3 separate regions of the Mus musculus genome follow, and all the other regions are linked to region 3. The links are chromatin loops, found by intact Hi-C in ENCODE. Cell type or tissue: gastrocnemius. All regions are shown on one strand. Each heading gives the region's core, and the rest is flanking DNA. Links, peaks and the distances in the headings are about the cores only.

Region 1 (5,447 bases), core at 308-5,307, 300 kb before region 3:
CTCCCAGCTGATTGTCTCAGAAAGAAAAGTCTCTTTCTCCTTCTCCATGCTGTCTTAAATATCCTTCAACTCAGACCCTCCTTTCTGTTTACATATGTTCACTCCCCTGGTCACTTGCTCCACCTCTTGACCTAGGGTTGACTTTATTTACCTCTTGGATTAAAGGAGTGTGCTAGGGCTGAGGAACACAGGTACTTGTTTATCATAAACAAGGTCTAGTATCAAAGGCTGAGCCATACAACAGCTAGGAACAGGTTTTACAGTTCACAATCTCTGGGTTCACAATGTGATCAAATATCCTTCAACAGTTGTATGAAAATTTCTCAGTGAAAGGGGCCACAGTGAGAGGCTAGATCTTTTAAATTCGCACTCCATTTTTTTAGAGAACTTGGCGTAAGTTTAAATTCAGGTAAACTAATAGGCTGGTATCTAACATTAGTTTCAAAGTTATTCCCCCAGCAAAACCCAAGCCTAGCTCCAGTCCCACCCCCAACAAGGCCAGCATTTCCAGGTTACATCCACAACAAGACCAGTGTCACCAGGTTATTCCCCCAACAAACCTGCACCCCCTGGTTACAAGCCTTACCTAAGGACCAACAATGCAGAGGGGAGCAGAAATTAAATCTATGATGTGACTCCCAGCATCAAACAGTTATATTAAAGGCCACAGTAGCTTTCCAATTAGATGCTTACAAGCTTACCCCTACTTGCTGCTTAGTATTAGGCTTTGCCCTGATAGCTATCCGGGGCTCCTCTCTCCACCAAAACCATCCTTCATGTCAGTGGTGAGCTGAGGGGCCTGAGCTAGCCCAAATAAAATAAAGACCCTGCTCTAAGTTACATCAGATTGGCTCCTGACTGGTTTTGTTTTGGTTTGTTTGTTTGTTTTGAAATGTCTAAACTTCCCTGGCACTACAACAGCAGAAGGGCCACAGCAGAGAAAGTTGAAAACCTGTTTTAAAATGCAGTAAGACAATTTGTGTGTGTGTGTGTGTGTGTGTGTGTGTGTGTGTGTGTGTATACACATACATATGTGCTTTCTTGTGAGTATTCAGGCGCAGGAATGTTAGGGTGCATGACAAAGGACAACTTCAGCATCATTTCTTAGGTACTATGCACCTTTGGTGAGGGGGGCTGGATTAGCTGAGCCTGAGTTTACTATTCTGGCTGACCAGAAAGTCCCAGGAATCCACTTGTGTCCACCTTCCAAGATCTGGAATTACAAACTCACATTATTACATCTGGCTTTTTTTAGTGTGCGGTATGGGGTTCTAATTCTTCTCTTCTTCCTTGCAATGTAATTATTTTACTGACTAAGCTATAGCTCAGATAGTTCAACTTTTAAAGGGTATATATTCATTGAAAGGTGTGGAGATGTCTCTCAGTTGGTGCAATGAATGCTGGAATCCTGTATCCAATCCCCAACACCACACAAACTGGGCATGCTGATGTACATCTGTAATCCTAGCACTCAGGAGTTAGACACAGAATAATCAGAAGTTCAAAATTATTCACACCCTCCTACATTTTTTTCGCTCTTTTTAATAAGAGGCAGGACAAGATTATCTGTTTTCTAATATTTATTTTTACTTATATGTGTATGTATTTGTATGCATGTATGCCATGTGTGCACAAGCACTTTTGGAGGCCAGAAGAGGGCTTGAGACTCCCTGGAGCTGGTGTCACAGGTGGTTGTGAGCCATCACCCAATTGTATGTAGATGCCCAGAACCAAGTTAACATCCCCCAGAAGAGCAGCAAGTGTTTGTAATTGCTGAGCCATCTCTTCAGACCCTGTCCTTTAGGGTTTATCATGCAAGGGTTGAGTTGGATTTTTTTTATTGCATTTGTTTTCATATGGTGTGTGTGTGTGTGTGTGTGTGTGTGTGTAGGTCAGAGGACAATTTGTAGGAGTTTAATCTCTCCTTCCATCACGTGGGTCCTGGTGATTGACACCGTTCCTGGGACTTTACCCACTGAGCCAACTCACAGAAGTTTTCTATCTTACTCATTTCAATCACTATTTCTATGGCTTCCTATACTGCCATTTTGCTTCTAATTAAGATCTCTATATACATACACCTTATCACATTTTATATTTGGTTTTATACATACATTTATAGGATACAAAATTCTCTCTGAAGATAAAAAGTAATAACTTTGTGTAGGGGATAACTTATTGACAGAGCATATATTCCTTATTGGCAAAACTTTTGCCTTCAGGACAAAAATGTAAAATAAACTAAAACAGTAACCTGTTTCCTCTTCCCTCACAATGATTACTTTTTTCATATCACTTACAGTCTTCAAACTATGAGTTACTTATAAGTATTGTTGGCTAACTGGCCGTTTCTACACTAATAGGAAGTCCATTGGGACTGAGAACTTTTATTCCTATAGTGCGCTGTCCCAAAATGATGAGTGATGCGAAATAGGTATTCAAAACAAATTGTCAGAAAAATTCAGTTATCACATGACAAAACAAGAACGCTACTGATGTGCAGTTCTTCAACATGAACTCCCAGCCAGAAGTTGCTAAATGCTTGAGCCACATTCCTTAACTCTCCTAGTCAAAGGCTAAGAGGGAAATTGCCAATGGACGCTGGTTTTACAAAAGTGTTCCCATTACTTAATCTCAAACCGATCCTAGAATCAGCTTTCACATTCTAAAGTTCTTGGCTGCACGTGGGCGTCCAATGCCTTCAGCACTTGCAGAAACTGAATCTCAGCCCTTGAATGGTGGGACTTAGCTTGCAGCACCCAGCTAGCCCCACGCTGCCCATCCCAGAGGCGTAGGAAGAGACCCAACCCTTAGCCTCCAAGCCGCAAGGGGAGCCGCACACGCCCCTCCGTCCCACGCCTTGTCCTTTCGTCCCGCCCCCCGAACCGGAAGCACTTGCCCGGGTTTCCGGCGGCTCCGGGACTCGTGGTGTTCCGGGCGATGTCTTGGTTTCGAGCGGCTCCGGAGAACGCGAGCCCTGGAGACCAGGACGTGTTTGACGAGGAAGCGGACGAGTCTCTGTTAGCGCAGCGGGAATGGCAGGGTCACATGCGGAAACGAGTCCAAGTAAATGGACGGGACGCGGGAGAAAGGGACTCCCAGGCGGGACCCGGGGGCTCCCTGGCAGGGGCACGCACGCAGAAGCCTGGGCGGAGGAGCGCGGGTCTCCGAGCCAGCGCGCTCCAGTGTTGCCGGGTCTTAAGAATCCTGGTTGTTTCTTGGTGCTCTTTCGGAGCCCCACCGGGTTTGGAGCAGGGACATTGACCCTACTCTACAACGTGAACTTTATTCAGTCCCTCAAGAGTGTGCAGTTTGGGGTCGGGGGAGCAGAGGAGGAGAAATGCACACCCACTAGGCTGATGGCCCGCAGAGAACGCAGTCACAGAGAGTCCAAAGTTAGGCGTGATGTTATCAAGGCTTGGAGAAGGGTGAACTGAGAATGTTGTCAAGGGAAGGTAAGGGGGAGGTAGAGAAGGGAATACTGTTCCAGCTTTACTTTAAATGCGTTATTCAATCCGGACCTGTCTTGCCATTCATTGAAACTTGCTTAGTACTATTTGGGTAGAATCGGCGCTTTTTCTGGGTGAGAACTACTTGCTAAGATCTGTCTCCACATGGGGGTGGATTCCAGAGTATAAAGACCTGCGTTCGATCCCTGGAACGTACTTTGTGGAAGGACAGAATGGGTTTCTGGAAGTTATTTTCTGACCTTCACGCTCAAGGAAGTAAATAAATGCCTCCCTCAAGAAAAATAAGTAAATATATGTTACTTAACTGTTTAAAAGATAAGAACTGCATCCACCCAATATACTAGCCATTAAATTACCCTCTTAAAGCTGCAGTTATGTCAACCCTAATTTAATGTTCCAGTAAGTTCATATTTGTTGAGCCCAGCAACCATCATATCATTACAAAAATACCATAGGAATCCAGGGCTAAACTAATAATAATAATAAGACAAATCTCTATGCCACAGTTTAGATTAGATTTCTAAAATCAGACTTCCTCTTCACTGTTCCTAAAATAGTTCCCTCTTCCCAGGCCTTGCCAGCCTCCTTATCTATCCTATTCTAGTCCGTTACCAAGAGACCAGACATGTAGTTTCCCATTTCTGTGAAGACCTTGCTAACACAGTTTTTAAAAAAAACATAACAACTGATATTTAATGTTTGCACAGTAACCCTAGATTTCCAAAGTGACTTCCCCGTGTGGCATCGAGGCATCTGCCTGTCATCGATTAGGAGAGTGAGGAAGGTAGGATAAGGAGCTCCAGGCCAGCCTGGAAAACATTTTAAAAAAATAAGACAGATCTGACAAGGAAAGATGAACCAATAATAAGATTTTAGGAGAAACATTCTGCTTTGGATTTATGTCTCTGCCATATCATAATTCAGTTAATATAGTACAAACCTAAATTTGTCTTCAAAATTGGTTCAGTGCTTTTCCTGAGAAGACTCACTTGGTGTCAGTTACAACTGGGTTTTTTCTTCTTTTTAGGAGGGTTACAGAGATGGGCTAGATGCCGGCAAAGCACTTACTCTTCAACGGGGCTTCAATCAAGGGTACAAAGAGGGTGCAGACGTCATTATAAACTATGGACTCCTTAGAGGAACACTGAGGTAATTTTAAAATTTTAAATGATGAATCATTTAGCCACAATTCTAATGAAGGTCTTTAATAGAGGTAATATGTAAAAATTCAGTGTTTAAAAGTGTTTTTCGGGGGCTGGTGAAATGGCTCAGTGGGTAAGAGCACCCGACTGCTCTTCCGAAGGTCTGAAGTTCAAATCCCAGCAACCACATAGTGGCTCACAACCATCTCTAACAAGATCTGACTCCCTCTTCTGGAGTGTCTGAAGACAGCTACAGTGTACTTACATATAATAAATAAATCTTTTTTTAAAGAAAAAAGTGTTTTTCGTGCTGTTGGGTGCATGGCTCTTCAGAATGTAAAGTACTGCTTTCAGAAGGTTTTCTAGGAGTTGTTGGTTAATTCCTCCATTTCACTAGGTGTCCCAGCTGCTTTTCTCTTGTTGCCATTTGGCAGAGCACTGATCACTCAGGAGGGGTTTTCTGCTAATAAAGAACGCTGTTTTACCTGCACACGTGATAGAGGACAGATGGTGGGTCTTTCAGCTGGAAGTCCACGGGGGAAAACCGTAATTACTGAGAGAAAGAGGTCTTGCTTGTTTGAGCCCTGAACTTTAAATACCTGTAGGATACCATAGCAATAATGGCAGAAAATAGAGCCACAAAGTCAGGTCCAATGGTGACAAAGAGTTGGGCCAGCCTCTTTGATGGGGATAGTTTTTAGACTGTCCTTATAGAGAAACAAACTGCTGCAAAGAATCACATTTAAAGAAAAAGAAAAAAATTGTTTTAAATTTTGTTGAGACTTTTAGAAAATTAAGGAGACTATATAATTGAGAAGAGGAGGTAATTCGCCAA
Region 2 (5,447 bases), core at 344-5,343, 110 kb before region 3:
CGCAGCCTGGAGTAACCACTATACATTCACTATGGACCAAGTGTTTTTTGTACGGACAAGAACAGATGACATTCCTAAGTGCAGTGAGTAGCTTATGCTAGAGGAACTATTATACAAACATCTATTTGCCTCTTCTTTTCTATTCCAGCCTTATTTCTGTTTTTTTCTTGGCAAGATGGGATGGGGGAGAGGGTGTTATTATGTAGAGTTCTGATAGGCCAGAACTCACCATCGTCCTTGACCTGTTTTAACCTCCATTGTATTGGGAATAGACATATGCCATTGCATCAGGCTTTGAAAAGCAGCATAATGGGACAGGTTGATATTTTTCTGAAAAGCTCTCCTCCTTAGTACTCCGAGTTAACAATGATGTCAAGAAGAAATTTGCTTTAGGTAACATACTTCTGAAATTTCGTTTCCCAGTATCTTTGCTTTGCCCCCTTCTGTGTAGAAGGTTCCACTGGGTGTTCCACTCAGGCCTGTCTTTGTCAGAAGTAGCTATTCAAACCTATCTTCTAGCAAGTATCTTTTGTAAACTTCAAAGTCTGAGCTTCCATCAGTTTGTGAGATGATGCTGAGGTCAACTTGATTACTAAGTATTTAAGAACTAAAAGCCAGCTGATGATCTGAATAAATTTGTTAAGGGGTAATTACATGTACCCACTGAGCAATGTTTATCTTCTTTCCAGTATTAATGACCAATAAGCCTTTTAGATTTTAATCTAATTACCCCGAATACCTAGCCTCTAACTGAAGGGCAATCTTAAGGCAAGAGATGAGGGCATTATGTAGCTGACAGCTCATAGCTTTAGTTAGATATAATTACAGGTGAAAGTACAAAGAGGGCAGCTTCCACTACTACAAAATGTTTTTAAGGTTCCTGGGATTTTTAGTAGTCCTCCTTGATATTTTGACTCATCTTTCAGATTTACTTAATGCTTTTGCTTTATAAAGAGATTTACTTATTTCATGTATGTGACACATCAGAAGAGGGATCCCCATTACAGCTGGTTGTGAGCCACCATACTGTTGCTGGGAATTGAACTCAGGACCTCTGGAAGAGCAGTGAGTGTTCTTAACCTCTGAGCCACCTCTCCAGCCCTGTGTAAGGCTTTTTAAAGGTTCCGAAACGTCAGTGTCGCGGAAGCTCGAAGCTATGAACACCAAGTATATTTTTAGGTTACGATGGGTCCTTGAACTTGGGCGTACGTGAGTCTAGTCAAGCTAACGTCACATTCGCCCTCTGTGGGGAGTCTGCTCTCACAGATGTTCCGATCCCGTGGCTGGGGAAAAGGTAGTCGTCAAGGTTCTCCCGGGTCCTGCCGTGACCTTTTCACTGGAGGCGAGCAACAAGCGCCATGAGTGGCGCCGGAGGGAAGGCCTCCAGCGACAGCACAGCGCAGCCCACGCCTCCTCTCCTTTCTTTAACCCTGCTCCTCCGTCCCACCCCTGCCGGAAGTGGAGTGGCTCCTCGCGTCACTTCCGGTGACGGCCAGGGTCCCGGCGGGCGCGAGCACGCAGCACCTCCCCTCGCCCGCGCTCGCTCTCTCCATCGGCGTCCCCGAACGTGACGAGCGTGCGCGCCGCCGACCTAGCGTTGGGTTTAGGGGCAAAAGTCTTGAGGAACGCGGCGAGTGGGTGGTGCGCGGCGAGGGCTCGGCCAGCCAGTCGCGTCGCCGTCCCGCAGGGAGAACGCGGAGGGCAGGGAGGGGCGAGCGGCGCGCGCGGAGCCCGCGTGGAGGGGCGGAGGACAGCGAGCCGCGCCCCCGCTCCGGAAGCTGCGCGCAGTGCCCTCGGGGCGCCAGGCCCAGGCCCGTCCGAGCGCCGCGGGGTGTCGCCGCCGCCGCCACAGGACGACGTGGACGCGCCGCGGCCGGCCGGCGACGGAGGCGTGCTGTGGTCGCGCCCACTGCCCTCCCGCGAGCTCGCCCCCGACGTCAGGACGATGGAGTGAAGCGCGGCCCGCGGTGGCACTTCCGCGTTGCGCCGCCGGAGCCCGAGGCCGCCGCCGCCGCCGCCACCGCCGCCGCCCGGCACGGCCGGCTTTCCGCCGAGGATAGGATCCTCCCGCGCCAGGCCCTGACGCCGCTGCGCACACACCGCGACTGGAACCGGGGACGCGCGTCCCGACCCGGATTATCGTGGCGCGACTCCCGGCCGGCCCTGCTGCTCGCTACCCCTCCGCCGCGGCTGCCGTCCCCCTTCCCGGCGGGGGACATGGCCAGGGTCTGACCCCGGAGGAGGCCGCACCCGCGCCGCACTCTGCGGCGGGCTCTAGGCGATGCCGAGTAGCTCGGACACGGCGCTGGGGGGAGGCGGGGGCCTGAGCTGGGCCGAGAAGAAGTTGGAGGAGCGCCGCAAGCGGAGGCGATTCCTGTCCCCTCAGCAGCCGCCGCTGCTGTTGCCGCTCCTGCAGCCGCAGCTCCTGCAACCGCCGCCGCCCCCGCCGCCTCTGCTCTTCCTGGCTGCCCCCGGCGCGGCCGCCGCCGCAGCCGCCGCCGCCGCGGCCTCCTCCTCTTGCTTCAGCCCGGGCCCTCCTCTGGAGGTCAAGCGGCTGGCGAGAGGCAAGAGGCGCCCCGGAGGGCGGCAGAAGCGGCGCCGCGGGCCCCGCGCCGGGCAGGAGGCGGAGAAGCGCCGGGTCTTCTCGCTGCCCCAGCCGCAGCAGGACGGCGGTGGCGGTGCCAGTAGCGGCGGGGGTGTGACCCCGCTGGTGGAGTACGAGGATGTGAGCTCCCAGTCCGAGCAGGGGCTGCTGCTGGGGGGCGCCAGCGCGGCAACGGCGGCGACGGCTGCCGGGGGAACGGGGGGCAACGGCGGGAGTCCGGCCTCCTCCTCCGGCACGCAGAGGCGCGCGGAGGGGTCGGAGCGCAGGCCGCGCCGGGACCGCCGCAGCAGCAGCGGCCGCAGCAAGGAGCGCCACCGCGAGCACCGGCGGCGGGACGGGACGCGCAGCGGCAGCGAGGCCTCAAAGGCCCGCAGCCGCCACGGACACAGCGGCGAGGAGCGGGCGGAGGCCGCCAAGAGCGGCAGCAGCAGCAGCAGCGGCGGCCGCCGCAAGAGCGCGTCGGCTACGTCCAGCAGCAGTAGCAGCCGCAAGGACCGGGACCTCAAGGCCCACCGCAGCCGGACTAAGTCGTCCAAGGAACCGCCCTCGGCCTACAAGGAGCCGCCCAAGGCCTACCGGGAGGACAAGAGCGAGCCGAAGGCCTACAGGCGGCGGCAGCGGTCCCTGAGCCCGCTGGGAGGCCGGGACGAAAGCCCGGTGTCCCACAGGGCCTCGCAGAGCCTTCGGAGCCGCAAGTCCCCCAGTCCGGCGGGAGGTGGCAGCAGTCCTTATTCCCGGCGGCTGCCGCGCTCCCCGAGCCCCTATAGCCGGCGCCGCTCGCCCAGCTACAGCCGCCACAGCTCCTACGAGCGGGGCGGCGACGTATCCCCCAGCCCGTACAGCAGCAGCAGCTGGCGGCGCTCGCGCAGCCCCTACAGCCCAGTACTCAGGTGAGTCCTGTCCCCCCAACCCTAGGAGGCGGGGAAGGTGGGGCGAGGCGCCTCTGGTTTACTCGGTCCGCTTCCCAGGCCAGCGCTCCGGGTCGGAGGGTGGGTTTCTAGCGGAGAGGGGAGTGCTGAATGCACCTGTGAGGGTGGGAGGGACCAAGCGACCAGCCTAGGCAGGGATGAGTCCTAAGAGTTCAAAGTTTTTAACTTGTTGCTTTTAACTGTCAGCAGGTTAGTGCAAAATGCTCTCCTTTTCCAGCATTGCTATTTTGGCTTAATTTGTCTTAATACCTGCTTATGGAGAAAACGTCACTTTGTTGGTGCTTTACTAATATACAGGGACTTATATTAAAGAGCAATCAGATTCAGGAGGTGATGTCAGTTAGATAAGGATTGCAGATGTTTCATGTGGTTAATACGGGGATGGGAAAAGCAGCTTTTGTAAAGTTTAATACTCAAAATACATGTAAGTAGATGTTGATAAAAATAGTTTGAAGATAAATTATATATGAGAGTGATTCTTGTGTTGGGTAGGTTTTTTTTTTTAAATCTGATCTTTCAAAGTCATGGTTTTAAAAAGGAGGGGGAAATGACAGCTATGTCCAGTACCCAGTTGCCAATAATATATATAAGTGGATATAGTGGTACAGCGTAACTGCGTGAATGGCTTAGTACATTCTCAGGCCACTATAAATCTGAAACTGCTCACTGTAAAGTTAGGCCTTTTAAGTAATAACAATTCTCATGAACGTGTTCAGAAATTTTTGTAGAGATAATATAATCTGAAATTTGAATACTGCTTTTATATAGCTGTTAAGCCATTGTTATACGGTAACAGTCTGAAAATGTGTGTATATTGATACATATCTATTTTGTAGAGTGAATTAAAAGTAGCTTTTGAGTACTTTGCAGGTCTTGTAGCTTCTTATATTACTTAACATATTTGGGCCATCTAGGTTTTATGGTTTGGTAAACTAGTCCTAGGATTGACTAGGTTTTTAAAGTTTTATAACTTTATATAGTCATTTAAGTATGTAATGGCAATTTAAATAACGTGGTTAGATTTGGTAAGGTTTAGTAAGGTTGGTGGTGTGTACTACATAGTACAGTTTGTGTGATTAGGACTGCATGCTTAGCAAATATCTAAGAGCACATATTATATGTCAGTGATAGTTTTGGCAGGGCAGTGTAGCAGTGAAGAAAGACAAAGTTACTGTCCTCATAGAGCTAGCATATAGAAAGTACATTTACTAGGGAGTCTTCATGGTGTGTGTATTGACCAGCTGTATTTCCAAAGGGTTCATTTTTGGAAGAAGCTTTTCAGTAATATTGGTCAACATTTCTAACAACTGGCTATGTGGTTCACTCCTGAATACATCAGTAGGTGGGAACACATTGTTTGGGCAGTCTTTGTTGGACTTGAGTTCAGAGATGATTTTCCCAGTTTCTTTACTGCATGATTTGTTAGGCTTCTTAGCAAAACCATTGACGACTTAGTTTGCTAAACAGTAATATTTAATACTTGCCTTTTTATTTTATAAAGTATAGATTTCCCTAAAGAAATCTAAAGTGGTTGAATTGTGAATAGTTTGAATTGTTAAAAGTCTTCATATGGAAATAGAAATCTGCATCTGTGTATAATGCTTTGGAATGTACACAACAAGTTTGTGAACTAGTTCTTTAAATCTTGGAAGATAGTTGTCATGTTTCCAGGTCTTCTCTCTGGGCCAATAGCTTTGGAATTTTTTTTTTATTATTATTACAAGGTATGGACTTCAGGTTTTTTATTTTGTTTTTGTTTGTTTGGTTTGTTTGTTTGCATTGTGTTGCTTGTTAAATGCTATTCTTAAAATTTGAGGACCAGAATTGATGACTAAATAGTTACTTGAAAAACAAGATTTAGAAAAATAGCAAATGTACTTACTGCTGAGGAACATGAATTCACTTGTCCAGCT
Region 3 (5,447 bases), core at 118-5,117:
AATAAAGAAGTATAAATCATATTAAGTGACTTCCAGTGATTTTAAGTTTCAATATCTTAACAAAAATACAAAAAAATGGATGTAGAACTATTTTCTATTAATAAATATATAGAAAACTGTCTAAGATAGCTTGTCATTTCATTAAAAAATAGTTTGCAAAACATTTACCCTCAAAGTCTAAGTGATTACTGAAGCATTGTTTTAGCAATTCTACATATTCACAAAAATCACAATTAGGAAGACAAAAAACGTTTTATTTTAAAACATTGAAAAAAACAAATGTCTGTTATATTGGAAATGTCAAATATGAAAACTGTGTTCTATGATACACACTCCCAGATAGCTAAATACTGTAAATTGTCCTATCATTTCCGCTGTTATCAACACTTGATAAAGTTGGAGATATACCAAAGGTCTGCTAATCATTATTCAAAGTCATCATCCTTGGGTTCAACTCTTTTACACAAGTAAAAGTTCTGTCCAGGATGTTCCTGACACATGAAGCTTCCAGGTGAATTTCAGAAATATTAAGAAAAGTATCTTCCTTTTTTGCCTGTGAATGTTTGCGTATTGCTGTACTGTTGGCTTATATCCACTACAGACACTGGTTCTAGGCCAGCCCAAGGGTCTTCAAGCATTGAAGGCTTAAAATAACTTTCCAACTCATTAGACATTCTTTTTTCTCTACCACGCCCTGATCCAAATGGTGTAGATGTCCTTGGAGAACCCTTTAGGAAAAAAATCATCAGTTAAAAATAAAAACATCTAGTAAGAGATAACTGGTACTTTCTCCTCTAGTTTAATATTAGTGGGGAATCACATTAAAAGTTGTCAATTGAAACCCAATATATTCAGTTGCAAATTTCTTTAATCTAGTGCTTTTAAAAATTACTAAAACCAATTGTATATTTCTCTTTTAGAAATGTCTGCTATCATCTTAAAACCTTTCAGTTTCTAATGTGATAACCAACCCTGCAGCTATTAAATACAAATAAACCCAGTACAAGCAGTGGTTCACTGTATTCACTTCTTGGAAACTTACTTTTTAACCTGATAGGCTTCAAATTTCTAGAACTTTTATATTGCATGAAAATTTTCTATTCTTATTAACTCCAACTCATAAGGATTCATATGGGTGAGCATATTCAATTTTGCAAAACCACCGAGATACAAGTTGTTAGCTACTTCCTGTCTTGTATTCACTCATGGAGAAGAGGGGAAGTTTCCTCAATTTCAAATTTTCTATTTTTCCTTCAAGAGAACTTTGAGTAGGTATAAATATGGCTCGAAATAAAATAATTGTTTCTTTTAAAAAAAGCAAGGATGCAAAAACAAGGGAGGGACATCTGTAGGAAAATGGCAGTAGACTACAGTCTAGAGGTGCCATACTACACAATAGGGAATCATTTACTGTCCTCCCCCTAGGAATCCAGGACAATTCACTGAAATAAATGACAAAAAACCCAAAACCAAATAAAAACCTCTGGGGGTGGGTGGGAGAAGAAATGGAGGATTAAAGAAGTTTGTATACGAATGTGGTATGCTGGCTGAGAGCAGTTTCTGTGGACAGAGAACTAGAGCTCCGCCACTTATGGTAGTCTTAGATAATTTCTTTACGCCTCAGGTTACTCATCTGCAAAACTGGGCCAACGTAGTATCGGAGGATTAAACAATCCACGGAAAGGGAATGTTTCGTATCACGTCTGCCATCACAGGAAGAGTTCGGCAAACGCTAGCTATTGTCTTTACCTGGGGGTAGGTCTGCTGCTGCCCTGGGGAGTAGCCGAACTGATGCTGGGACCCCGCGGGGGACCTGGAGTAGGAGCCTGGGTAGCCGCCCGGGGACGGAGACCCGAAGCGGGCCCCCGAGAAGTTGCCGCCGTGCCGCGGAGACTGGCTGCTCCCGTACGGCCTAGCCCGGGGCCCGCAGGGCGGAGTGTGGTGCGGACTCCCGTACCCGTCCCGCGGGGAGGGCGGCCGCGGCCCCCCGCCCAGGGCACCCCGGAAGTTATTTCCGCCACCCCAACCTCCTATCCCCGGGCTGGGGTACGGAGGAGTTGGGGGTCGAAAATTCGGTCGGTGCATATCAGGAAACGAAGCCGCAGAGCTCACACGCCGAACGCCTCACCGGAACCTCTGCGATCAACCGCCAGAAGGAAACTGGTATTCCTCTATTTATACACCCTTCCGGCTCCCAGCGGACTACCGCACCTTAGTTCCGGCTGCACAAAGGTTCCGATCTCACCAAGTTTCTGCAAGAGGGCAGGTAAACAGGTCACTCAATGGAAGAATGGTGGGCGTGTCTGAGAGGAGGAAAGACTGTAAAGGGGAAACTAAATCTCCGGCCGCAGCACGAGCACAGTCGTCAACGGTCTTCCCGGAGACCCCCAGTACACGAAGACGGAAGCGGAAGAGAGGAAACCGATCATCAGGCCTTATTGGCTGTGAGGGTGGGAGAGGGGCGTGCGGGTTCCGAAGAGGGCGGATCAGAGGGGTAGGGCCATCCGTCTTGGAGGCTTCCGGGAAGCAAGGAGTGAAGCGTCAGCCGGATTCGGGGGCGGGGCCATGAGCCAAGAGGCGGGGCCGAAGGGTGTGAGGCGAGAGACTCGGTTGAACAGGATCGTCCAAGGGGGCGGGGCCGAGTGAGACTGAGGTGGAGGCCTGGGCGGAAGCGGAGGGCGTGGTGGGCGGGGAAGAGTGCGAGGGCGACCAGGGGGAGGGTCTTTGCGGAGGGGGCGGGGCTGGCGGCGGGGCCGGGCTGGCTGGGGGGGCGGGGCTGAGGGGGCCTAAGGTCAAGGAGGGAGGTCGCGGGGCGCTCTCGCTGGGGTTGAGGGGCGATGCTGTGGATGCTGGCCAGGGCGGTGGCTTTTCGGAGACCCGGCCGAGGCCTGGCCGGCGGGAGGGGGCTGTGGACCGGCCGCCCGCAGTCAGGTACCTACTGACACTGAGCGCTCGGGCTCCCTGAGGGGAGCGCTCGCGCCTCGGGGGCTCCTGTCGCAGGGCTCATGGCCATGGTCGTGCCCTGCTTCTCTTTTCCACCCCTGGCTTCTAATCCCCCAAGGTTTGGTAACTTAGGAAACAGCACCTCCCGCCAAAAGCTGAGTTTTAGAAAGCAGACTGCTGCCTTGAAAACTTAAGCGAGCCTGTAGTAATTAATGCTGGACTTGAACCCTGCGTTTACGTTCTTGTAAAATGGAAGTTGACGAGGTTAGGAAGTAGAAACAGAAATTTAAAGGGGAAAAAAAAACCCACGAAAACATACCCCAAACTTAAAAATCTTGTAATTATAAAGAAACGGGATAATTAAAAAATGCTATCTTCTGCATAAGATACCTGTCTTAGACATTCCTGTAGAAGAGTTTTGTGGTCTTTCCCTAACTCCTTCAGATACTAAAATCAACTTGGGATTTTAGGACTCATCACATTAGACCGTGGATATGTGAGGGGGTTATTGGTTTAGATTTTTGTGTGTGTGAGTGTATTGTTTGCGTGTATGCACATGCACCATTTAACGTACCTGATGCCTTTGGAGATCAAAAAAGAATCAGATTTCCTGGAACTGGAGAAAATTGTGGTTGTGAGCTACCTTGTGAGTGCTGGGAACTGAGCCAAATCCTCTTGAAAGAGCAGTAAGTGCTCTTAACCACTGAGTCATCTCTTCAGCGCCTGGCCTAAGGTTTTCATTCATCCATAGCATCTTTCTGAAGCATTTTGGCCTTCAGTCTCTGACATCTTCGGTGACATAACTATAGAGTATATCCTCAGCTTTATTCTTTATTAATGGAGACATAAACACAAGGGCTTATGGGGGGGGGTGAGGTTGTTTAATTTTTTCATGCCCCTGCTATATTCTTGGATAATTCAGTTCGACTTTTTTTGTTTTGCTTCATTTTGTTGTTTTGTTCTTTGTTTGTTTTTTTGAGACAAGGTTTCAATACATAACCCAGGCTCGACCACATTTCTTATTTCTGAAGACAAATTGTATAATCATGGAGGGATAATGTCATCATCAGGATGTAATGATATTTTAGCGCCTGCACACTACAGCTTATCTAACATTTATATTGTTCTTTACTGGCCATAATTTCTGTTTTATCTTTTCTTTGTCTAGCTTAGAATCTAGCATTTGAGCAGTCATACTTATGAATGTATATTTATTCACACATACATGTCAGTGAGTCAATAATCTGCCTTATGAAGGAAGCTGAGAAGTGGGGTGGTAGGCACCAAAAGTATGTTTATTATTATTTTTATAACTGGCAGAAAATAATGCAGAATTGGGTCTCAGCTTGCCCTATATGAATTACCTTCTCACTTGAATTCTGCTTCTAGAATGGAACTGAATCCAGGGCCTGTGCATGCAGAATGGGCTCTTTACTGTTGGGCATCAGTGCACTCCTAGTCCCCGGAATCTATCCACACAATACACTAAAAACCTGGGAGAAGAAGAAATACAGGGGGAATGTTGCCAGGTAGATTAAGCCAGTGTTCTTCCCAGCGCATTTGAAAGTGTAGACAATGATTGTCCCAAACTGAATCTTTAATAATTATGTGAAACTCAAGACCAATGTTAATCCCTTTAGAGACTTTTTTCTTTCAAATGAAAAATTTGGCAAGAATAATTAAATAATTTTTTTTTAGACTCACCTAGAAGATCAGAATTTAGGCTTCTAAATTTTATGTATTCTTTCCTTAGAAATACAATCATTTGAAAAATGAAATTAAAAAAGCATAAAAATCTTGAACGCAGGCAGGCATGGTGACACATGCTTTTAATCCTAGTATTTGGGAGGTAGAGACAAATGGATCTTTGTAAGTGTAAGGCTAGCCTCATCTTCAAACTGAGTTCCAGGATGGCTAGAGCTGTGTAAGAGAGGGATTCTGTCTCAAAAACAAAAATTACTGTGTAGCTTCTTTTGGATTTACAGATTATAAGTATACTCTTAGCTTGTGAATCATAGCTATATCTAGGATATTCCTAAACTTTAGGCTGGAATTTGCAATCTGACTGGCTGATCTGGTGGGCCCAAGAACCCTATATTGAAAATTTATATAGTGACTTTAGTGAAAGCATGAGAGGAAAGAAAAATTTAGTTGTGCTTCCTGGAGCTATAAAAATTAAAGAACTGTAACAATGACTGTGAATATATAGTAGCGTTCTCTGGGAGGGAAAAGGGAATATTCTATTTCAGTTAGCGAATAGACATGGTTCCTGCACAAGGACTGCAGCCCAGTGTAGGGATAACCAGCATTAGAAGACAGGCGTATGCACACTACAGTGCTCTCAAAGCAGAGGCTGCCAGTGCTTACGTGTGGTCTACAGTTATCATGATGTACATAGACATGAGCAATGCTGCAATTTTCTGTGTCCTTGAGAACTCTGTGGTGATAATGTATTTTGGAGTGTAGAGATTAAAGCAAACGAGAGCAACAAGATAAACAAGTAT

Evidence for each region. A loop is a pair of places that touch in the nucleus more often than their neighbours do. Peaks named below come from ENCODE experiments on the same cell type or tissue, not always from the same donor. Only the 100,000 strongest peaks of a DNase experiment are listed, where the experiment ranks them.
Region 1: it touches region 3 in a loop (5-fold over the local background); 3 of 42 quality-filtered maps call a loop at or near these places.
Region 2: a loop joins it to region 3, with 6 times the contacts of the local background. A loop is called at or near these places in 11 of 42 quality-filtered maps.

Annotation. Positions count from the first base shown.
Region 1 is chr13:17,990,800-17,996,246 of GRCm38, reverse strand. It overlaps Yae1d1 (Yae1 domain containing 1), which reads left to right and starts at 2,896. Exons shown (of 3, transcript NM_025904.3): 1 at 2,896-3,066; 2 at 4,498-4,619. The coding sequence starts at 2,941. In gastrocnemius, for the core only: a CTCF peak has its summit at 2,824; a DNase peak (open chromatin) is centred at 2,886; H3K4me3 peaks cover 2,301 bases; H3K27ac peaks cover 1,412 bases.
Region 2 is chr13:17,801,486-17,806,932 of GRCm38, reverse strand. It overlaps Cdk13 (cyclin-dependent kinase 13), which reads left to right and starts at 1,836. Exons shown (of 14, transcript NM_027118.1): 1 at 1,836-3,495. The coding sequence starts at 2,282. In gastrocnemius, for the core only: a CTCF peak has its summit at 3,310; DNase peaks (open chromatin) are centred at 1,547, 2,218, 2,692 and 3,275; H3K4me3 peaks cover 4,912 bases; H3K27ac peaks cover 4,573 bases.
Region 3 is chr13:17,692,123-17,697,569 of GRCm38, reverse strand. It overlaps Sugct (succinyl-CoA glutarate-CoA transferase), which reads left to right and starts at 2,805. Exons shown (of 14, transcript NM_138654.3): 1 at 2,805-2,931. The coding sequence starts at 2,838. It overlaps Mplkip (M-phase specific PLK1 intereacting protein), which reads right to left and starts at 2,157. Exons shown (of 2, transcript NM_025479.6): 1 at 1,750-2,157; 2 at 1-728. The coding sequence starts at 2,085. The coding sequence ends at 528. In gastrocnemius, for the core only: no CTCF peak of the experiment used is centred there; DNase peaks (open chromatin) are centred at 2,193 and 2,581; H3K4me3 peaks cover 3,111 bases; H3K27ac peaks cover 2,202 bases.